5 separate regions of the Homo sapiens genome follow, and all the other regions are linked to region 1. Evidence: chromatin loops called from intact Hi-C (ENCODE). Cell type or tissue: GM12878. All regions are shown on one strand. Region 1 has its middle 260 kb from the start of ZNF608. Region 2 has its middle 170 kb from the start of ZNF608. Region 3 has its middle 160 kb from the start of ZNF608. Region 4 has its middle 81 kb from the start of LINC02240. Region 5 has its middle 190 kb from the start of ZNF608.

Region 1 (4,000 bases):
TTTCTTCCTATATTTTCTTTGAGTAAGCAGAAAAAAATCCATCAGTACTTACATTTAGGCACATATCAAGCTCCATTGTTTACTTTAAGAATTAGAGTATAAATGAACTTCTTTCTTTTATATAAATGCACATATTTTTACACTGAAATCTCTCAGCTAACTCGTGACACTTGACATTAATCACATACATAGATCAACAAAGACTTTGCTTTCATATAGAAAGTAATTTCAAACATATTTCTAAATTATGACTTGTTATTGCAGTCAATTTAATTATCTAGCTAATGACAATGTATGTTCATAATCAAAGTAGTCAAAAATACCAAGTTTAGTAATTAGACCATATAATTCCTTAACAACTCAATTTATAATGGAAAAGTACAATGCTTTTAGACAATGTTCTTCAAATACTCCTCTATATTCAGAATTAGGAATTCCACAGTGTATTCTTTTGACATTTAAAGCTGGAGATGGAGTGTTTAGGTTAGAAGCGTAGCTCCCTCCTGTATTCTACCTGAAATTGCTTGTAAGTCACATTACATTCTAAATCCATTTCCCCTCAAACCATGCTGAGGGTATAACATTTACTCTCTGTCATTAATGTTCTTTTCTGTAAGACATACCAATATGAATTGTAACACAATGAAACAATTAATCTTTCTTGGGCAATTTTAATGATTCTATAATTATAGAAAACTATAGAAAATCATGTTTTCCCGTTTATCAACTCAGATACTCAGTGACATTTCAATGCCAAAGACAAAAAAAAAAAAAAAAAAAAAAAAGGCGGGGTGGGGGGGGGAAGGGGAGAATCTCCTGTATTTTCATTTTAAGAGTATCATACTAACGGAAATCTATAAACTAAACATAGATAGTGTCACAAATGCAAACTGACACATGGCATAACTGGTGGCTGTGCAAAAATCCAGCCGGAAAAGTACTAAAATAGGCTAATTTCATTTCTGCCAGCTGCCTGCCTTTCCATTCTTTATCTCAGCTATTAGGTTTGAATAAATTTCATCTCCCACACTACAAGTAATGAGCAGGCAATGACTTATGAAGCACCGAGACCAAGTTAAGACAGAATTAGAATACAATTTTAATGAGACGGAGCTGAGAAAGTGGAAGTGTTACTCCTTTGACAGACTTGGCAAAATACCCAATATTATTTCAAATGCTCTTTCCTTTTTACAAAGAAACTGTCAAATATTAAAATAAAAATTATAAAAAATAAGACTGAGGAATTCTTTAGGGGCAGATTGTTAATGTGATTGTAAGCTAAAAATAGTTATTAGAGAAGTCATTTAAGGAAGAGAGCAAATGTGACTTCAATGTAAACATATTAAATATAAATACTCCTCTGAAAACAAACAACATGCTTTGGTTTCTCTGGGAAAAAAAAAAAGCAATTAACATTCAGGTAACATGCATCTCTTTGAAATGAGGTCCAGAAATTGTTGGGGGAATGGAGAGTAGACAAATATTTTCTTTGTTAGCACTTAATTGGAAGTCTATAAAATAATGTTATTATATGGCTTTGAAATACACTCAAAATAAACTGGTGTAAAAACAAGATAAACTCAAGCATGATTTTTTTTTAACATCCAACGTTCAGTACACCAGGTGGTGGGGGCAGTCCCCTGGAAGCATAAAGGGAAGTGGTCTTTGGCTAATAAGGAAGGTTTGCACCACAATAAAAGCATTTATTTTCACACTTAAAATCATGGGGAAGGTGTTCAATGGAAAAACCCAAATGCCACAAAATAACAAGAACAACTAAAATTGTTAAGGACTTCAAACTACCAAAACTAATGAAAGGGATTTTCCAGCCTGATGCCCCCACTCATATTAGGTAACGACGTCCCATCCTCCTTAGATGCCCTGTGCCTTCTCAGCTAAGCTGAGCTGAGGTCTGGGCCAAATTGAGCAGCACAGCAAGGCTACTTATACTCTACACTTTAAATTAATTCCTCCAAACATCCCCCAAACAGTTACTGGAGGCTTTTTTTCTCCCCCTCCCCCCACATACCCCTTACTGTTTCTGTCTTTCGTTTAGTGATTACTTCCTGTCGGTTTTTCTAGTGCCTAAAACATATGTGATTTGCTGCAGGCAGTCAGTATTTATAAGGAGAGCCTCACAGCAGGTGCCACTTACAAAAAAAGGCCCCTGTGAGCATGAGTGCACAAGTGTTATCCCATGACCCAAGGGTCATGCTGCTGTTCCTACACAATGTTTAGCAAAGGAAGGTTCTTTCCATCAACAACTGATAAACAGTATTCGTCTGATCGGCCAGATTTTTTATGAAATGATAAAGCGAATGAATATATCTATGCGTCTTTAAAAAGATACATGCATGCTTTCAAAATTATATGTAGCTATTCTGACTCTGCGGTCAACAAATGACCAGAAAAAAAAATCTAGTAATTTTTTAATGCTGATGGGTAATTTCACTCGGTGCCCCCAGTCTTCCATGCCCCAAATTCACTTCCTTGACTTTGAAGTCTGGGTCCCTTAAAGCTGTGAAATTTCCTGGATAACAAACAATGCTAAGAAAACTTTGTTTTGAGAAAATAGATTTGATAGCCATGGGACCTGTAAATGTAGTTTGCTTTTTACATCCAATAACAGTGACCAAAAAGGGGTGTGCTACCTTTTCCCATAAATGTTTCCATTCTTTAAACAGCATGTTAGAAATTCAGTTAAAGGGATTTAATGGAGCTAATTATAGTTGGTGAACCTCTCTAGCTTTCTTCTTGTTTTTCCCCCTGAGAGTTGTTCAGCATCACCCACTTGCAATGCAAGCTTTCCTTAGCCTGGATCTGTCCAGTGATGCTCCCTATTCCACGGGCCCCCATCAGCATATCTATTGTAACTTATTGTGAAAATCAGACCCAAGAAATCCAAAGAAAGCCCAAGGCAATACGGGGAGTTTTAAAACTGTTCTCCCAAGTATGATCAACAAATCACATTTTGGTGTATTTAAGGTAATCCTTTTGGGAGGCCTAATTAAGTTGGTAGGAAAATTATGTGATATCTATTTTATATTATAATATTATATAAAATATAGGTTATATATTCCAAGGTTATATATTATATAGGTTATATATTACAAGGTTTGTCATGTTTTATATATGAAACATGATACAAAATTGGAAGATGTATTTCCAATTCATGAAAGAATAATGAAAGAAGACAAAAGAATGAAGCTTTAGTTGTCTACCATGTTATACATTTACAGTATGCATAGGGGAAAGGTCACATTGTCAGTTTATATCCAACAAAGATTACTTAAGAAATTTGGATTTTCACAAATAATAGAGTCTTATGCTCCCATCTCCCTGTTACCAGCCACCACCTCCCCACCCCTCAACAACCTGATTTCTAAGTAAGAACCCTATTTAGTCCTCAATAACAGAATAAGAAATATTCTTGGTCTGTCATTTGGTCAGTGTCAGATACTAATATGGCAAAAATTAAAATGCTAAGTACTGCTTAATTTCCAAAAAATTTTATGAATCTTGCTCACAAAATTCAGAGGTGGACCTCGGATATGGCCTTGGACTTGGAAGATGGAAAACACACTTGTAATTCTCATTGCCCCTGGTTGTAGGTACTATATCCCATCTATTCCTTCTCCTTTAACTCCTTCCTCCATTTTGGTGTTTTAATTTTTCCCACATGGAACCTTGGGCATACTCCCATTGTGACAGGTACCTTTGTATACAGGCAGCTTTCTCACTAGACTGTTAGATTCTTTTCTGTGCCTAAGAATTAGGATATTGATGATTGGTTGCTGAAAGGATGGATTATAAGATAATGACTAATGCAGTTCAGTGATGGGTAGATGGTCACTCAAGAAGGCTGGCTTAGAGTCCTGGGGACCGGGGTTCATAGAGAGTCGTCATAGAGTATGACAACCATCATAGAGTATGAAAGCTGGCAGGAGAAACTAGTTATACTTCTCTCCTTCAATTTCACTTTTGACTTTCCAGAATGGTG
Region 2 (4,000 bases), 85 kb before region 1:
GTATGCTTTAGAGCCTCATAGGGCACAACAGAGAAGTGTTTATTTCACGAGAGGTTACATAATAGCCACACTTCTCATTCTGGTAGAAAAACAGTTACTGGCATCTACTATGTTGTAGGTCTACTGGAGGAAGGGAAAAGACAGAAAACCTACTGTCTGAGATTTTATAATCTAGCAGTGGGGAAGACAGCACTTTTGCTGTGGAAATAATTCATAATCAAAAAGTTTTATGTCCATAGAATACATTATTCATTTGAGTCCTTAAGAAATTGAGAGCTGGTTGTGTTATTATAAAGACCCTCCATGCTAATGTGGTAAAATGATTTTAAAGATCTAATTTGCAAACAGAAGAGCAAGAATTGCTGAATAATAATGACACTTATCATTGATGAAAAACCCACTCTGAGTTTCTTACTTTACAGATATCTTTTCTAAACTTCCTATGGACCCTGCACAAACGGAATTATTATTTTCATTTTGCAGAGGGAGCAACTGAGGCTGTATAAAGTTAGTGACTGAGTCAGGAATCAGACCTATGTCTCCCAGACCCCAAGCACAAGTCCTTTGAACCTCTGAGCTATAAGGCTTTGTAATCCTGATGAAGGGAAATGGAGATGGGGAGGGGGTGAAGAAAATCTTTAAATTCTTTTTTTTTTTTTTTCCTCTGCAACACTTTAAAAAGAGACAGGACAAAAGAAGAATGCATGTTCTATATGCACATTTCTTTGCAGCCCTCTGATGAAGTACCTCAAAAGCTAAGCTCCCATCAATCCTGGAGAGATAGAATCAGCAGAGCATAGTGGCAGAATGAATGGTTTAAAAGGAACAGCAGCGACCAAAGAACTTTTTATGCAGAGAAACCCCAAATCTGGGGCAAAGCCCTCCTGTTCATTTTATCTCACACAAGGTAGGTAGTGCTGCCTGTCAAGGTAATGCATTACTACACTATTTGGAAAAACTACAGTTCTAATTAGATGAGCAAATAAATGTTCATTTCAATTTATTAATATAGCTGTAGGCCTTGTTACAATTTATCTCCCGGTTTTGAGACCAATCCATCTCGAGCTGGGAATCATTGTGGTGAAGTAACGGGTTTTAATAATGGATACAGGCAGTGAATTATTCAGGCAGAAGGGAGCAAGCCTTGATGCCTTCACTCACTTCTTTAATTAACTGTGAGATGCTGACGAGTCTGGGCTGTCTCGAGGCTTTCTAAGTTTGTCTGCATCAGAACTGTGAATTTTTCTTGGGCCATAGATATGTTGTGCTTTCAGGTCTATGCATAGCCAAGAAGTGACACCAGCTATCATATTCTCATTTTGTCTTCTTATATTCTCAATTCTGTGTCTGCTTAAATATTATTTTCCTGCAACTTCTTGAGCAACGAACATTTTTCTTGACAAAATGAACATCTTTGCTCTACTGCACTTCTGGATAAGACTTCAACACATGAAAATCCAAGATATTTCAATTCTCATATAAGTTTGGGAACTAATCAATAAACCACAAAATCCAGTTCTAGTCACTTCAGTCCATTTAGCTTGTTTTAAAGCCATTTATTTTCATGGCTTAGAAATAAATAAGCTGCTAGAAAAGAATTTTTCCTCTCCATTTGACATAGCATCAAACAAATAAACAAAACTAAAACTCTTACTAAAGGCAGGTTCCATTATTTGTGGAGCTTTGCAGTCTGCCCAAGTGGTTTCTGTAAACAAAACCTTTTAGGGCTTGTCACTAAACAAATGGCAGAATATGGCTGTGTACGTTGAATTTTCTTCTTTGCCTAACACAGATCTTCTAAGTAGAAAGTGCATCTAGCTCACAGTCTTTGCTCCAGTGTTAATCAATGGTTTTTGCTGTGAACACATTAATAACATGCTTAGATAATTGATTCCCCTTAATCTGGACGTTCTACTTTGCTATTACCTGTGACCATGAAAGTTAAAAGAAAAGTGCACATAAGCTGTTTGACAGCAATTTATTTATGCTGTGACAAGATAGTTCCTCTTTCAATTTTGTCACATCAGAGAGAAAGTAAGAATCTGGGGGAGGTCTGAGCTCACCACTTCTTGGTAGAAATTGAATCACTTTTTTCTATAAATCAAAAGTCATGTTAAAAGCTCTGTGAAGTAAACAATGATGTATATGAATTAGCAGCACAACCATAGTCAATACAAATCAAAGTGGCTTTATGAAGGTATTGATGTTTTCAGCTCTTCCTAAGGTTGAATACATTTAAGCGTTTATTCCCCAGGGCATTGTTGATCCAGATGAATGTATTCACTTTGAAACGAGACCATAGTCGCCGCTAGAGACAAAACTACATACACTGACCCAGATACGGTTCTTCCCCAGACCAAGTGACCCCAGCTGCAGCCGGAGTGCTCACAGTAAACTGAAATTACATGAATGACACCCAGGGAAAGACGCTTGTATTATAAAGAGGCTACATTTCTATTTGGTTTACTGATGTATTAATTTTTCAAAGTTTGGAATCTCTTCAAATACAAGGTAAATGCATTTTCTAAGAATTTGGCCCAGTGGCACTCGTCTGGATGTGATAACCTGTTTTTCCTGTATCATGATTTAACTTAAACTACTCTTGTAAGTGACTGATTCTGTATCTTCAAGTTACATTCATACATCCTGTGACTGGATATTGACGAATTCAGTAGGTGCCACAGGCATATCTTGCTTGTCTGAAAGGAAAGTTAATTTTATACTAAGATGCCACCATTAAAATAGATAATGAAAGCATTGTTAGGATTTACCAGATTAGCTAAAGCAACAAAACATCAGATTGTAACTAGATGACCTCGGGGAAAAACACAGGATGTATATTTCCACAAAACATCCCGCATCATTTGACATATTCAAAGTAAAGGTAAGCCATGTATTTTGGCCTTTATGTTGTTCACAGAAGAGTTCTTTGCACACTGGATATACATTGGAATTCATCTTCCTTTTCTTCTTAGTATGTTAGAATATCTATGTCTTCAAAAGGGTCAGCCTCAAATGAGTGAGCCAAAGGCACTTACATGCAGACCAGTACTTATTAGAAAGAACTGAGAAATGAAACATAAACTGATAAGTGAGTGCAAGTCATTCATCTTTTTAAAGCCCATAAAAAGAGAATTGTAAATTAAAATGTCTACAATAGGTTCAACACCTCTCTCTCAGCCCCTCCCTTTCCTTTGTCATGCTACAGCATTCAAGTGTGGGAATGTTTCTCTGAAACGTGTAAATCACACATTTAGTCATGCCATACCCAGGAGCACCGTACCGGGAGGAACGGGGAGGAAGGCCAAGGAAATTAAATATGAGTCCAGCAGTTTGTTAATGAAACATTTACACAAGCAGTTTATATGGTTGTAATAAAAAAGGGGGGCCTCTTTCATCGCACCTTTTCATTACTTAGCACAGTCTTTAAGAGGATTAATGTGGAAGGGGGGAAAAGAATGTGCTTATCAGTTGAGTCTCAGGATTGGTAATGCTGAGTTCTTAATAGATTGCCTCTGGATTTAGGATTACTGTGGTGCAAATTCTTCCAGGCTTTCAATAGAATAGAAAGCAGTTTGTTTTCCCCCCTTCAACGAGAAGGGCTATTGACTTGGTGATGAAATGACCTAGGACTCAGAGTTTATTCAAACCACTGCCTCCTGTTTCTGTCACTTCAGGGAGATTTATTTATTTGTTTGGGCTACTGGTAGCCAATGCATCAAAATATGCACTAATTCCACCACTACTGTGATTAAGAAGCAGCTAACAATGCAAGTTTAACAGCAACCAGCTGACTTTTATGATGCTTGTATTAAGGATCTAGTTTTCAAAAGGAAACAGCAGAGAAGACAAATCTATTTTTTGGACACTGTCAATTCCCTGCACCTCATTTTCTGACAGGTTTCCTAACAGCTCAGATAAACTACATATTTTGGAGGACAACTGAAGTGAATAAGTGGCCCTTTTAGTTTTCTGGGGAGTTAGAGGCAGCTTTTGTTGG
Region 3 (4,000 bases), 97 kb before region 1:
CAGTGGCTCATGTCTGTAATCCCAGCACTTGGGGAGGCCTAGGCGGGCAGATCCCTGAGCTCAGGAGTTCGAGACCAGCCTGAGCAACACGGTGAAACCCGTCTGTATTAAAAAATACAAAAATTAGCCAGGCTTGGCGGCGGGCACCTGTAGTCCCAGGTACTAGGAAGGCTGAGGTGGGAGAATCTCTTGAGCGTGGGAGGCTACAGTGAGGTGTGAACACGCCGCTGCACTCCAGCCTGGGCAACAGAGGGAGACCCTGTCGTGAAAATAAATGAAAATAAATAAATAAAAAAATAAACCAGCTTGTGTGCTGGCACAGAACGATAGACCAATATTGCACAGAGTTGTGACTTGGATGATAAAGGTGACAAAGTAAAATGCCTGTAAGAAAGGGTGATTTCCTTATGACATGATCAGTTAGTTACAAGCCCACCAGGATGTTTCCAGAAGAGTCGGGCAACTTGTAGGCATTCTTTTTGATTGTTACTTACTCTTTTTTTTTTGAGACGGAGTCTCGCTCTGTCGCCCAGGTTGGAGTGCAGTAGCGTGATCTCGGCTCACTGCAAGCTCTGCCTCCCGGGTTCACGCCATTCTCCTGCTTCAGCCTCCTGAGTAGCTGGGACTACAGGCGCCCGCCACCACGCCTGGCTAATTTTTTTTTGTATTTTTAGTAGAGATGGGGTTTCACTGTGTTAGCCAGGATGGTCTCGATATCCTGACCTCACGATCCGCCCATCTCGGCCTCCTAAAGTGCTGGGATTACAGGCGCGAGCCACCGCTCCCGGCCTGATTGTTACTTTCTGATGGATTACTTTTGTAATACTGGAAATTTCGTGTATATAGAGGTCCATAACATTTTTGGCCTGTTTCCACTTGTAAATAAGATTTGCAATCTGACCATTCAAGCCGTGCAAATTCTGTATAATAATGATTTTAATTTAATGCCCAGATTCTTCATTGCTTTGGGAATACTGTTCTTGCTAATTGGAAGGTCATTATACCATTACATATATATTATTCCTCTTTCCTATTGTAGCTGATTCTCTCCTTGTGTATATTATTTTAGGAAAGAAACACTTGCAAGCAGGAAGTAAGCAATTATTTCTTTTAAACTGTGACAGATTTTGTATATTTAATTGTTAAAATTTCAGATAATGGTATTTCTTTTAAGGTTTGGTGTTTTATTTTTGCATTTAAAAATAAAAATAAGACAATTAGGCTAAGTTTATAAAAGGAAAAAATGTGATATCTTGCTTTCTCAAATCTCTTTTGCTAGAAATTATTTTTAACAGAGACATTTGGAGAAAGAGCTCTTCCCAAATATAAAACTAAAATATGAACTGTTGACATTTCCTCCACTCCTCCTCCCCCATTTTCTACGGAAATATCATTTATAGGCTGCTGGAAGCCAGCTTTTAGTCACAGTGTTTTCAATAGTAGGAATGATTAAAACACACTTATTGCCTTGGTCTGCTTTATCTCTAAACTGATAAGATTTCTGAAAGCTATTTAACTGTCATGTGAATCATTAACTTCATTATGTTTACGGAGAATATGTTATCTCCCCTGCTTCTTGGGGACATGGATCCTTCATCAGCGACCTGGATGGCGCTGAGTGTGATGCAGGTAATGTACCTGCACAATTTACTAGTAGCCGGTAAGAGTTTCAAATCAGGATGTTGATTATAGTGTTGTTCACTTAATGAACTTCCATGCACTGCTTCCTGAAAACCCTTTTATGGTTTCTGTTGGCTCCATATGGCATTCTGATGAGCTTACACTTCTCCTTAAGTGCTTCTGTATCAGAAAACAAGAGCAAAGCTGAAACAAAGTGAGTCATCTGGTTTTGTCTTTGCTTTCACTGCATGAGATAATGTGGAGGTGTTAATTACAAGACTTCACTGAGTCTTGACTAATAACAGTGTGCAAACAAATGTATGTCAGGCTCAGCCACAGAAAAGCTTCTACTAATAAGGTAAAACTAGCAATTAGAGCTGACAATGAAGTAATACTTTCCGTTGAATATTCATTAATGACGTTCTTGTTTGGGAGAAGGGAGGCTTCTGATTGTTCAGATGGAAACCTAGAATAGGTCATTTCTTTTAAATGAATTAAACACTGTGTGGTGAGCCAGTGTACTGGATTAATTCCCTTTTGTACTAATGCACTGACCCTTTGCTTCAAAGGCAGAGCCTGGATGGCCACTAAGATTCTTCAATCTGTGACCTTGGCTTAATAGGGACAAATTGAATTTCCCACAAAGAGAAAAATGATAGTGACCATAGAACATCACTAACAATGTGCTGGAAATACTACATGTTTTATTGAAATTCTTCACTGCAGCTCCTAGGGTTGTAAGAATAAAGACTGTGATAACCTCACCTAACCTAACTCATATCACTTAGTCTACTGTTCTCTTTCCACTCCCCTCCCCTTCCTTTCCTTCTCTTCCCTTTCCCCTTCCATTCCCTTCTTTATTTTTCTTCCAGAAAGCAGTTTGACATACATGGTATAATATGAAATACATTTGGTCTGTGTCCCTGGTTTCTGCCTAGAGCTCCTAATCCCCCTGGCATTTCCTGATAGGAGTATCTTTCGTTGTTCATAATAAGCCCCTTTGATACTTCCTGAGTTTATGCTAATGATTACTTAGGGTAGGGCCCCTAGATGGCCTCAGGATGGGGCCAGATACCAGAAAGACCAGGTGATTAGATAATTAGGGGTTTGGAACTCTCAGCCCCACTCATGTATTATGTATCTCTGGGAAGGAGAGGGCTTGAGGTCAAGTTCTATAAAAACTCTTGAACAACACGATTTGATGAACTTCCAGGTTGCTAAACACGTGGAGGTGTTCATGGAAGCTCCATGCCGCTTCCCCCGTACCTCGCCCTATGGATCTCTTCATCTGTCATTTCATCTGTATCCATTATAATAGCCTTTATAATAAACCAGCAAATATAAGTGTTTCCCTGAGTTCTGTGAGCCATCCTAGCAAATTCATTGAACCCAAGCAAGGGGTTGTGGCTATAGCCAGTTGGTCAGAACTATGAGTGGCCTGGACTGCTGATTGGCATCTGAAGTTGGGGGCAGTCTTGTGGGACTGATCCTTTAACCTGTGGGATGTGACATTGTCTCCAGTTAGATAGTGTCAGAATTGACTTGAATTAATAGAACTTCCAGTTGGTGTCCAGTGGAGAACTGCTTGGTGTGGGGAAAAATCCTCACATATCCAGTCACAGAAGAGTTCTGTGTTGAATGTGTTAAAGTGTACCCGCAGCTGACAGACAAAATGGACTCCCTATAGCTAACTGAGGTGCTCAAAATTAAAACAGAATCAAGGGGCCATTGCTGGGTGAGGGTCACATACTCTGTGTTCTTAGAAAGATGTTGTGAAAGTGTCATAGGACCTCCTTTTCTACAATCAAAACAAACCAGTTACTGTTGTCCTGTATTCCATGCCAAGATAAACTGTGGCTGGAACCCTCTCCACCCCAACCTCCCATAGCTAGAAATATCTGACAGAGACTTCTTTGGGGCTTGGAAACCACACCATCAGGGCTTGAATATTTTGACCAGTCAGAACTGAACAAGTTTGAATCCTTCATTTGCATAAAATAGACCTGATTGAGAACCAGGGTGAGAACGTTCCCTGTTGAAGCCGGACCTTCCCTTTGATCTTTGGAGAGCACACTCTCACTTGTACTGAAGGCTGTGCCTCCCCAATCTGCAGATTATTGTTATAGAAGGTACAGCTTACCCTTTTCCTCCAAAGATCTCATGATCCTTTGTTAACAAGTGTGAGGTTAGAGTAAGGAAAAATGGTTTGTGTTTTTTCTTTTACAATGTTTCTTTGAGCACATGAGAGCCTCTGCTTTCAGACCAAAAAGAAGCCTTCCAGACAAGGGAATGTTAGGCATCTGTGGCTCTTTCATACGTGACATTGTTTCTGAAACGTGATCACAAACAAGTTATACTATCTGAATAATGTATGTCGTTT
Region 4 (4,000 bases), 410 kb after region 1:
GTAGAGAATAAAACAAACAAATCCACACAAACACACAAATCTAGTTTCATGCTAGATGTATCTGTTGTGAAGCAATATGTTGGCTGAATAGGGAAAGTCAGGTGAGTTAAAGTCTTGTGGCAGCCTGATTTAAACCATGGCTACACAAACCAGAGCCCTGTCCAGATCTCAGGAAAGTGAATTATATATAATAACACTTACAGTTTCCTACTACTATTAGATTTGCCTTCTTACATAAATGCTTAAGTTATGATAAAAAACAGGGCCATGTCAGTTCCTTTCAGTCTCAGCACATTTGCTATTAGCATAAGAAATGCTGCTTATGGCAGAGCTAGTCGGGCTTGAAATTTCTGAATTAATGGATTTGATTTCCTCTTGAGACAAACCATCAGCCTTGCAGTAATGGAAATAGATATAGTTGGTAAAACAAATAAAAAGCTGGCATGCAGATAAAATGGGTTTCGGTTTAAAATAGTAATGTTGTAATTGAAGTGAACAATTACAGGGTTGCTCCTAGGCACAAAAGAAATACCATGAAAATGAAGTAATGTTTTTGTTAAGTATAGTCATTTCATGAAAATGTAGAGCTGCAGATGTCATTGTCTGCCAAAGGGAAAACTATACTTATTCTTCTATACAAAGATCATTTAATAACATTTGGCTAATTTTAATAATAATTGCTAATATTAACCCTATATTTCACTGGGAGTTTGAGGACAAAGGCTCCCTCCCCCGCCCTGTTCTTTCCCTGTCTTGGTAGTGAGCCAGGGAGAGCAAGTTCCTGTAAAAAGCCATTGGCAATGTGCTATCAAATCCCCACCCCCAGCAGCAGTCTACTCTTTTTTAATGTCTTATTTCTCTTTCTTTGTCAAGCATCTGTTATCAGGAATGGAGCCTGTTAGCTGGCAATTGGAGGTGCAGGAGGAACTGGAATAAAGAGGGGAAGGAGAGTGGGAACGCCAGGCAGGACAGGAAAGTGGGCTCTGGAATGTTCACATTTGATCCCCTGCACATTCTTTCTTTTTTTTTTTTCCTTTGGTCTGTTGCAACTTGTCTGTGAACCATACGAAATTCAGAATAGAAACTTCCATTTTTAGAACTTGAAATCTTTTCATTTTCATACACACACAAACGGAGGCAGCCAAGGCCACAGGATATCACAAGAAACATAAGTGTCTCATTGACTCTGAAAAGACAGTGACACAAATACACTTTCACAAAATGCTCAGCTGGGTCCCAGCCTGCCACTTGGCCCTTTCTCCCACTCCTCCGTTTCATTGCATTGAAGGAAGAGACATGCACTGTGTTTCCTCCTCAGGTTTTAGTAATTAAAACAATATTGTAGCTCTTTGAAGTTTTATTTGGAAATATACTGCGCTTTGTTCCCTCCAATGCTGCCTGGCTCACACAGCCTATTTGGCGCATTTGGCATCTCTTTATCCAAGGGAAGCGCTTTTCCCGGGGTTGGTATTTTTTTTTTTTTCTTGGCATCACAGCATTGAAGAAGGCACAGAGGAGTGAGAAAATGAAAGTCCCCCTTAACAAAGGATTGAGCTGTGACTTCTTAAGAGAAAAGGTTAAATTGACTGGCTGCGTGTCTTGGAGTGAAACAGGAGAAGGGCTGCTTCCCTTTTTACTCACCGCCAGTCAGAATAATTCATTTCCTAAGGCAGCCTACCTGTGACAGTCACAGGTGACCTCCCAGCCTGCTAAGCTCGGATGATTTCCCCTTCCCATTGCCCGAGTGCAGCTCCTGCCAGAAGACAAATGTACTGCAAGTCGAAGACATATCTGTAGTGCGGAGGAAAAGCAGCCTGTCTACATATGTCATTTTAAAGCCTCGCACGGAGATTTTACTGCTTTCTTCACACTCTCACACTTACATAAATACACCCACACAGTACAGGCAAGTTCCCCAGACTCCCAAGCGTTTCTCTCCCATTAGGAGACATTTTAAAACAAATTAGCACCCTCCCCAAAAGCCTATTGGCCTAAATGTGTTTATTACTTTGTTTGCTGTTTTAAAAACTCTTCCTAAAGGCGTCAAACGAGGCTGGGGAGTTCCTACAGAATTAAGCACACCCTTCGTCTGTTGAGGAATATACACATTCGACAAAGACTGAAATCTCTCTTTTTTTTTTTCCTCTTGACACAGCGGCTGGTGACACATAAATGTACTTTTTTTCCTTTGACAGAGTAATAAAAATCTCATTATCTCTGAATAGGCAGCAATTTCGTTATCTAATCTTTTTACCAAAAGGTTAGTTAATTAATCAGAAACAAATCCTGATGATTATTTCAATAGAATTAGAAAGACAAATCACCAGAGTACAGCTAAATAGGGCAGGCCTGCGGTTTCACCTGCTCATTGCCATGCAGGCCCCGTGACTGTCAGGGCTCCTCCAGGCAGACAGCCTCCGGAACAGCAGCCAGCAGATGGCTGCGCCGAGCGGCCAGCCTGCCTCCGCTCCAATGCCTGTGATCCCATTACCTCACTGAATCCGTTACCAGGGTAACTGTTAAATTGCTGTGAAAGGCATGGTAATAAAGTAACCTGTCACATTGGCAATAAAAGGAGCAGAATTTTCCTGTTCACTGAACTTTGCAGCTCATCAATACTCACTTGATGGAGAAATTCACCACTACTCCTGGGTCAGCCACAGGAATCTTTCCATAAGGCTTCTGAAATGCAAACGAAAGTTTATGTAAACACAAGAAAAGATAGAATTAAAAGCTGGATTCTTAGCTGCACAGAGCAAATGCTTCTTTTTCTGTGCAAGGGCTCTGGGAGCTTGAAGAACATCAGATTGCTCCCTTTGTTTTTGTTGTTTTTTAATTTAAAGCATGCTAGATAAAAATAACCTTTGCTGGGGAAAGACAGCTGTGATTAATTCAAGACTGGGAAAACAAAGCACGAGGAAAAAAATCCTTTGTTCCTAAAATCTGTCTTTCTTTTTTTCAGATGCTATCTTACTGGCTCTTTTTATTAAAGGGTCAGGGTGCTTTAAAAAATGATTTGGATTTGAGAGTTTTTTTTTTTTTTGTTTTTTTTTTTAAGAATGGAGAGCCTTGGTTTTCATAAGCATAAGGAGTTGAAAACAGCAAGCCCCCTTCTTCCAGCCCACCCCAACAGTTAGGGCTCATCAGTTCTAACTGCAAAGAGATGAATGTGTTCTGAATGTATGGTGTGGTTCTGTCTCCCCCTCCTTCTATAAATGCCCTTCAAAGATTTCTATGTCATGGACTCTAGTGGTGACGCTACCAGGTATAAGATTTACTAGAGTTAATTGAGTGGGGTTCTTTGAAGTAAGAAAAGAGAATAGCCAAATGCTTTCTCAGTATTAAAGAATAAGCAATAAGTTGAAAACCCTATTTACCTCAATTACATTTTGCAGCCAGACCTACAAACATACATGGAAAGTGGGAGTGGGGTATATCTATGCTGCCCTCATTACTAGGCATTTGCAGACTTCACGCTTTTGGCTCCATTTGGTGCTGTCATTAATTAGTCAGTATTAACCTTAGAATACTTTAGAGCTTGCCTATTGAAATAACTTTGGGCACACTCCTTTTTCTCCCTCCCTCCCTTTCACTTGCAAGTGCTTACAGCTTGTTAATAAAAAACTGACAGTATTTCTTTGACCAGCCAGCAGCAGACATAAATCGTACTTCTAGTTGTAGCTGCAACCCATGAAAAGAAATGCCTCCAAACAGGAATTGTCCTCATTACAGGCTGCCCAGCATGGAATTACTGCAGAGCCTCACTGGCTGGCCACATCAGATAGAGCCTTCGACTGGCATCTTAGACAGGATAGAGCTTTTAGGAATGAGGTGGCAATGTGCTACACATTAAAAAGTAGATGAGCTAGTTTTCAGTTAAAATCAGGAAAATGAAGGCTATGGCTTCATGGTATCCAAATTTGTTTAAAAATGGAAAATATTTTCTATCCTGTTGAAAGCAATTCTTAAATATAAAGTCACAACACACACATATATGCAT
Region 5 (4,000 bases), 71 kb before region 1:
GAAGGACCTATCAAACTTCTAAATTTTTTTTTTTTTTTTATTAGATGGCGTCTCGCTCTGTCGCCCAGGCTGGAGTGCAGTGGCACGATCTCAGCTCACTGCAAGCTCCACCTCCTGGGTTCAGGCCATTCTCCTGCCTCAGCCTCCCGAGTAGCTGGGACTACAGGTGCCTGCCACCACACCCGGCTAATTTTTTGTATTTTTAGTAGAGATGGGGTTTCACCGTGTTAGCCAGGATGGTCTCGATCTCCTTACCTTGTGACCGCCTGCCTCGGCCTCCCAAAGTGCTGGGATTACAGATGTGAGTCACTGCGCCTGGCCCAAACTTCTAAATTTTTAAAGTTAACAATTTAATTTTGACTGGTGAGTGTTAAGTTAGAGGCGTCTCACACATGCTTAGCAGGAAGGTAAATTTATATTTCTATAAATAAATTTGGCACCAGGCTTCAGGAGGTGCACAAATTTATTTTCTTTCTTTTTTTTTCTTTTTGAGATGGAGTCTTGCTTTGTTGCCCAGGCTGGAGTGCAGTGGCGCTATCTTGGCTCACTGCACCCTCCACCTCCTGGGTTCAAGTGATTCTCCTGCGTCAGCCTCCCAAGTAGCGGGGATTACAGGCACGTGCCACCATGCCCGGCTAATTTTTGTATTTTTAGTAGAGACAGGGTTTCACCATCTTGGCCATGCTGGTCTCAAACTTCTGGCCTCAATTGATCCGCCCACCTTGGCCTCCCAGCATGCTGGGATTACAGTCGTTGAGCCACTGTGCTCAGCACAAACAAATCTTTTACTCAGTAACTCTACTTTGAGAGTCTATCCTAAGGAAATAATCAGAAATGTGGACAAAGATATATGTGTAAAGATATTTATCCTAGCACTATTTGTTATATTAAAACCCACAAGCAGCCTTAATGCCCCAAATTAGGAAAACAGTTATATAAATTACATTGAATGTATGTGATAGCGTAGCGTATAGCCATTAAATGAAAATGTGTGATAAGCCTTTCATGCCAAGAGGTTACGCTTAGGAAATGTTCAATGAAAGTGAAAATAATCATACATCGAGTAGTACCTCAAATATGTAAAAATCCATAGAAATATGTGTAGAAGAAAATATGACAGAAACATAAATATTGATTTGATGATCCTTGGTTGGGTGATTTATGTTCTTCTTTTAACTTTTGAATTTTACAAAGCAAACATTCTCGGAGTCATCTCAAGTAACATTGCTGAAAGGTTTTGTTGACTTCAGGGAAGGTGCTGGGTTATGGGCTTCTCTCTGTGTGCTCACTGCATTTTCTCAGTGCCTGCCTATCTCATCACATTTATTGCATCGTGCTCGACTTTCTCTGTGTATGTATCTGCAATGCCATTCTGACACTAACTACCTGGAATTAGGTCAAATTGCGGAAGTTGAGGGTGTAGTCCACCACGAGACTTCTCTCACTTCAGACACCAGCCACAGGCTCTGGGCTTTCCAGCCACCTGCACTTCTAACCAACTGGTGACAAATTTAGGCATTTCCACTACTTCCTCAGGCTCTATACTTTCCTAGAATAACTCACAGAATTCCAGAAAGTGTTACACTTAGGATTACAATTTTATTATAAAGGACATGAGTTGCCAGGCACAGTTGCTCATACCTGTAATCCCATCACTTTGGGAGGCTGAGGCGGGTGGATCACTTGAGGCCAGGAGTTTGAGACCAGCCTGGGCAACATGGTGAAACCTCATTGCTACTAAAAATACAAAAATTAGCCAGGTGTGATGGCACACACCTGTAATCCCAGCTACTAGGGAGGCTGAAACAAGAATCTCTTGAACCCAGGAAGCAGAGGTTGCAGGGAGCTGAGATGCGCCATTGCACACCAGCCTGGGTGACAGAGTGAGACTCCATATCAAAAAAAAAAAAATATATATATATATATATATATAAAGTCAAGACTAGCCAAATGAGAAGAACATATGTTGAGATCTTAGAGGGTCCCCAACACAGAGCTTCCATGTCTTCAGGATGTATCACCCTCCTGGCACATCAATATGTGTCACTCACCTGGAAGCTCACTTAAGCTTTGGGTGTCCAGAGCTCTTACTGGGGTTTCATTCTATAGGCTTGATTGGCTGAATCACTGGCCACATGATTGAACTCAATCCCTAGACCCCCCCTTCCCTCCCCAGAGGCTGGGAAGTCACGTTGATAACATATGGCTTGAAGCCCCAACCCTCTAACCACATAATTTTTCTCTCCAGCATGGAAAGCCCCCATGCTGAAAATACCTAGAACTATGAGTCACATCATTAGCATAAACTCCAGTGTGGTCAGAGAGGTCTACCATGAATAATAAAGACGCTTCTATCACTTGGGAAATTCCAAGAGTTTAGAGGCTCTGTCACAGGAACCAGGGGCACAAGCCAGCCAAATCCTCCATTATACAACAGTGTATGTTTCATCCATTGGCTGTGCCCCCAAAATGGAGAAACCATGCCTGGTACCCCAGCAGATCTTTTCTTTCAGTTAATTTGGCAACATAAAAAACTTTGCCTAGGCCAGGCACAGTAGTTCACGCCTGTAATCTCAGCACTTTGGGAGGCCGAGGTGGGCAGATCACGAAGTCAGGAGATCGAGACTATCCTGGCTAACAAGGTGAAACCCTGTCTCTACTAAAAATACAAAAAATTAGCCCAGCGTGGTGGCGGGTGCCTGTAGTCCCAGCTACTCGGGAGGCTGAGGTAGGAGAATCGCTTGAACCTGGGAGGCAGAGCTTGCAGTTAGCCGAGATCGCGCCGCTGCACTCCAGCCTGGGCGACAGAGAGAAACTCCATCTCAAAAAATAAAAATAAAAATAAACAATAATTTGCCTAAAGTCTATTAGTGTGACTTTCACTCTGAGTCCTAATGTGGCACTTTTCAGCTTCAGTGGCCTTAGAAGGTCACGTTGTAGGACTTAGCAATGCACCAACATTCTGGTCCTTTTAAAATGTAATCCATCACTGAGAAGAACAATAAAACAACAGCAAAAACCACAAAAACGTTTTTGCGTTTATCATCTTTCTTTTCCCTTGATTATATCTATCAAAACCATTAGCTAATTTTGAATTAATAAGGAAATTAATAGAAAAAAATATTAGCTTAGTGCAAGGAAAGGCCACAAAGAGAAATGCACGGATGGCAGTGGCATGGCTGTGTTTATGAATGTCTAATTCTGTCAATATTTTGTTGTCAATCTCAGGATGGCCCAAGAATTAGTTTTTATAACATCAATATAGTATTTGGTGAATCTGACAAATTAGTTGATTATATTTATGCTTACTCTTTTATTCCAAAAGCTAATTGCGTCTAGTAGGTGATATGATTAACGTTTAGGATCGCCTATTTAACCTAGTCCTTCAAGTCTTTGTTAATTTGTATTTCATAATTTATTAGATTAAAACCAGGATGGCTGCCTAGAGATATTATTTTTCAACTTCATAGGACTATGTATTAAAATTTTAGCCACTCAAAATTGAGTCAACTTTTTTTGAGACAAAATATTTTATAGACAGGCATACCTCATTTGATTGGGCTTTGCTTTATTTTGCTCCACAGATACTGTGTTTTTTTGACAAATTAAAGGTTTGTGGCAACCCTGTGTTGAACAAGTCTATGAGCGCCATTTTTCTAACACCATATGCTCACTTTGTTAGCATTTTTAGCAATAAACCATTTTAAAATTAAAATATGTACATTGTTTTTTAGACATAATGCTATGGCACACTTAATAGACTGCAGTATAGTGTAAACAACCTTAATACGCACTGGCACCCAAAAAATTCATGTGGTTGGATTTATTTTGAATTAATTAATTTATTGAGACAGGGTCTCAGTGTGTCACTCAGGGTGGAGTGCAGTGATGCGATCACAGCTTACTGCAGCCTCAACCTCCCAGGGCTCAGGTAATTCTCCCACCTCATCCTCCCGAGTAGCTAGCCTACAGATGTGTGCCACCAGCTTGGCTAATTTTT

What was found. Hi-C counts contacts between places; a loop is a spot of excess contacts. Peaks named below come from ENCODE experiments on the same cell type or tissue, not always from the same donor. Only the 100,000 strongest peaks of a DNase experiment are listed, where the experiment ranks them.
Region 2: a loop joins it to region 1, with 2.8 times the contacts of the local background. A loop is called at or near these places in 8 of 110 quality-filtered maps.
Region 3: it touches region 1 in a loop (2.9-fold over the local background); 7 of 110 quality-filtered maps call a loop at or near these places.
Region 4: it touches region 1 in a loop (4-fold over the local background); 4 of 110 quality-filtered maps call a loop at or near these places.
Region 5: a loop joins it to region 1, with 5 times the contacts of the local background. A loop is called at or near these places in 4 of 110 quality-filtered maps.

The regions. Positions count from the first base shown.
Region 1 is chr5:125,004,444-125,008,443 of GRCh38, forward strand. No RefSeq gene overlaps it. Among named protein-coding and RNA genes, the nearest start is that of ZNF608, 260 kb to the left of the region's middle. RefSeq lists a silencer at 2,129-2,178. In GM12878, no CTCF peak of the experiment used is centred here; DNase peaks (open chromatin) are centred at 1,748 and 1,968; H3K4me3 peaks cover 1,036 bases; H3K27ac peaks cover 2,069 bases.
Region 2 is chr5:124,919,216-124,923,215 of GRCh38, forward strand. No RefSeq gene overlaps it. Among named protein-coding and RNA genes, the nearest start is that of ZNF608, 170 kb to the left of the region's middle. RefSeq lists enhancers at 2,201-2,290, 3,966-4,000. In GM12878, a CTCF peak has its summit at 2,289; a DNase peak (open chromatin) is centred at 2,138; H3K4me3 peaks cover 1,659 bases; H3K27ac peaks cover 3,017 bases.
Region 3 is chr5:124,907,248-124,911,247 of GRCh38, forward strand. No RefSeq gene overlaps it. Among named protein-coding and RNA genes, the nearest start is that of ZNF608, 160 kb to the left of the region's middle. RefSeq lists an enhancer at 3,729-3,778. In GM12878, no CTCF peak of the experiment used is centred here; a DNase peak (open chromatin) is centred at 1,894; H3K27ac peaks cover 521 bases.
Region 4 is chr5:125,410,488-125,414,487 of GRCh38, forward strand. No RefSeq gene overlaps it. Among named protein-coding and RNA genes, the nearest start is that of LINC02240, 81 kb to the right of the region's middle. RefSeq lists an enhancer at 1,179-1,678. In GM12878, CTCF peaks have their summits at 1,746 and 2,451 (motif pointing right); DNase peaks (open chromatin) are centred at 1,144 and 1,684; H3K4me3 peaks cover 1,457 bases; H3K27ac peaks cover 2,678 bases.
Region 5 is chr5:124,933,826-124,937,825 of GRCh38, forward strand. No RefSeq gene overlaps it. Among named protein-coding and RNA genes, the nearest start is that of ZNF608, 190 kb to the left of the region's middle. RefSeq lists an enhancer at 2,085-2,484. In GM12878, no CTCF peak of the experiment used is centred here; DNase peaks (open chromatin) are centred at 1,416, 2,256 and 2,906; H3K4me3 peaks cover 385 bases; H3K27ac peaks cover 2,481 bases.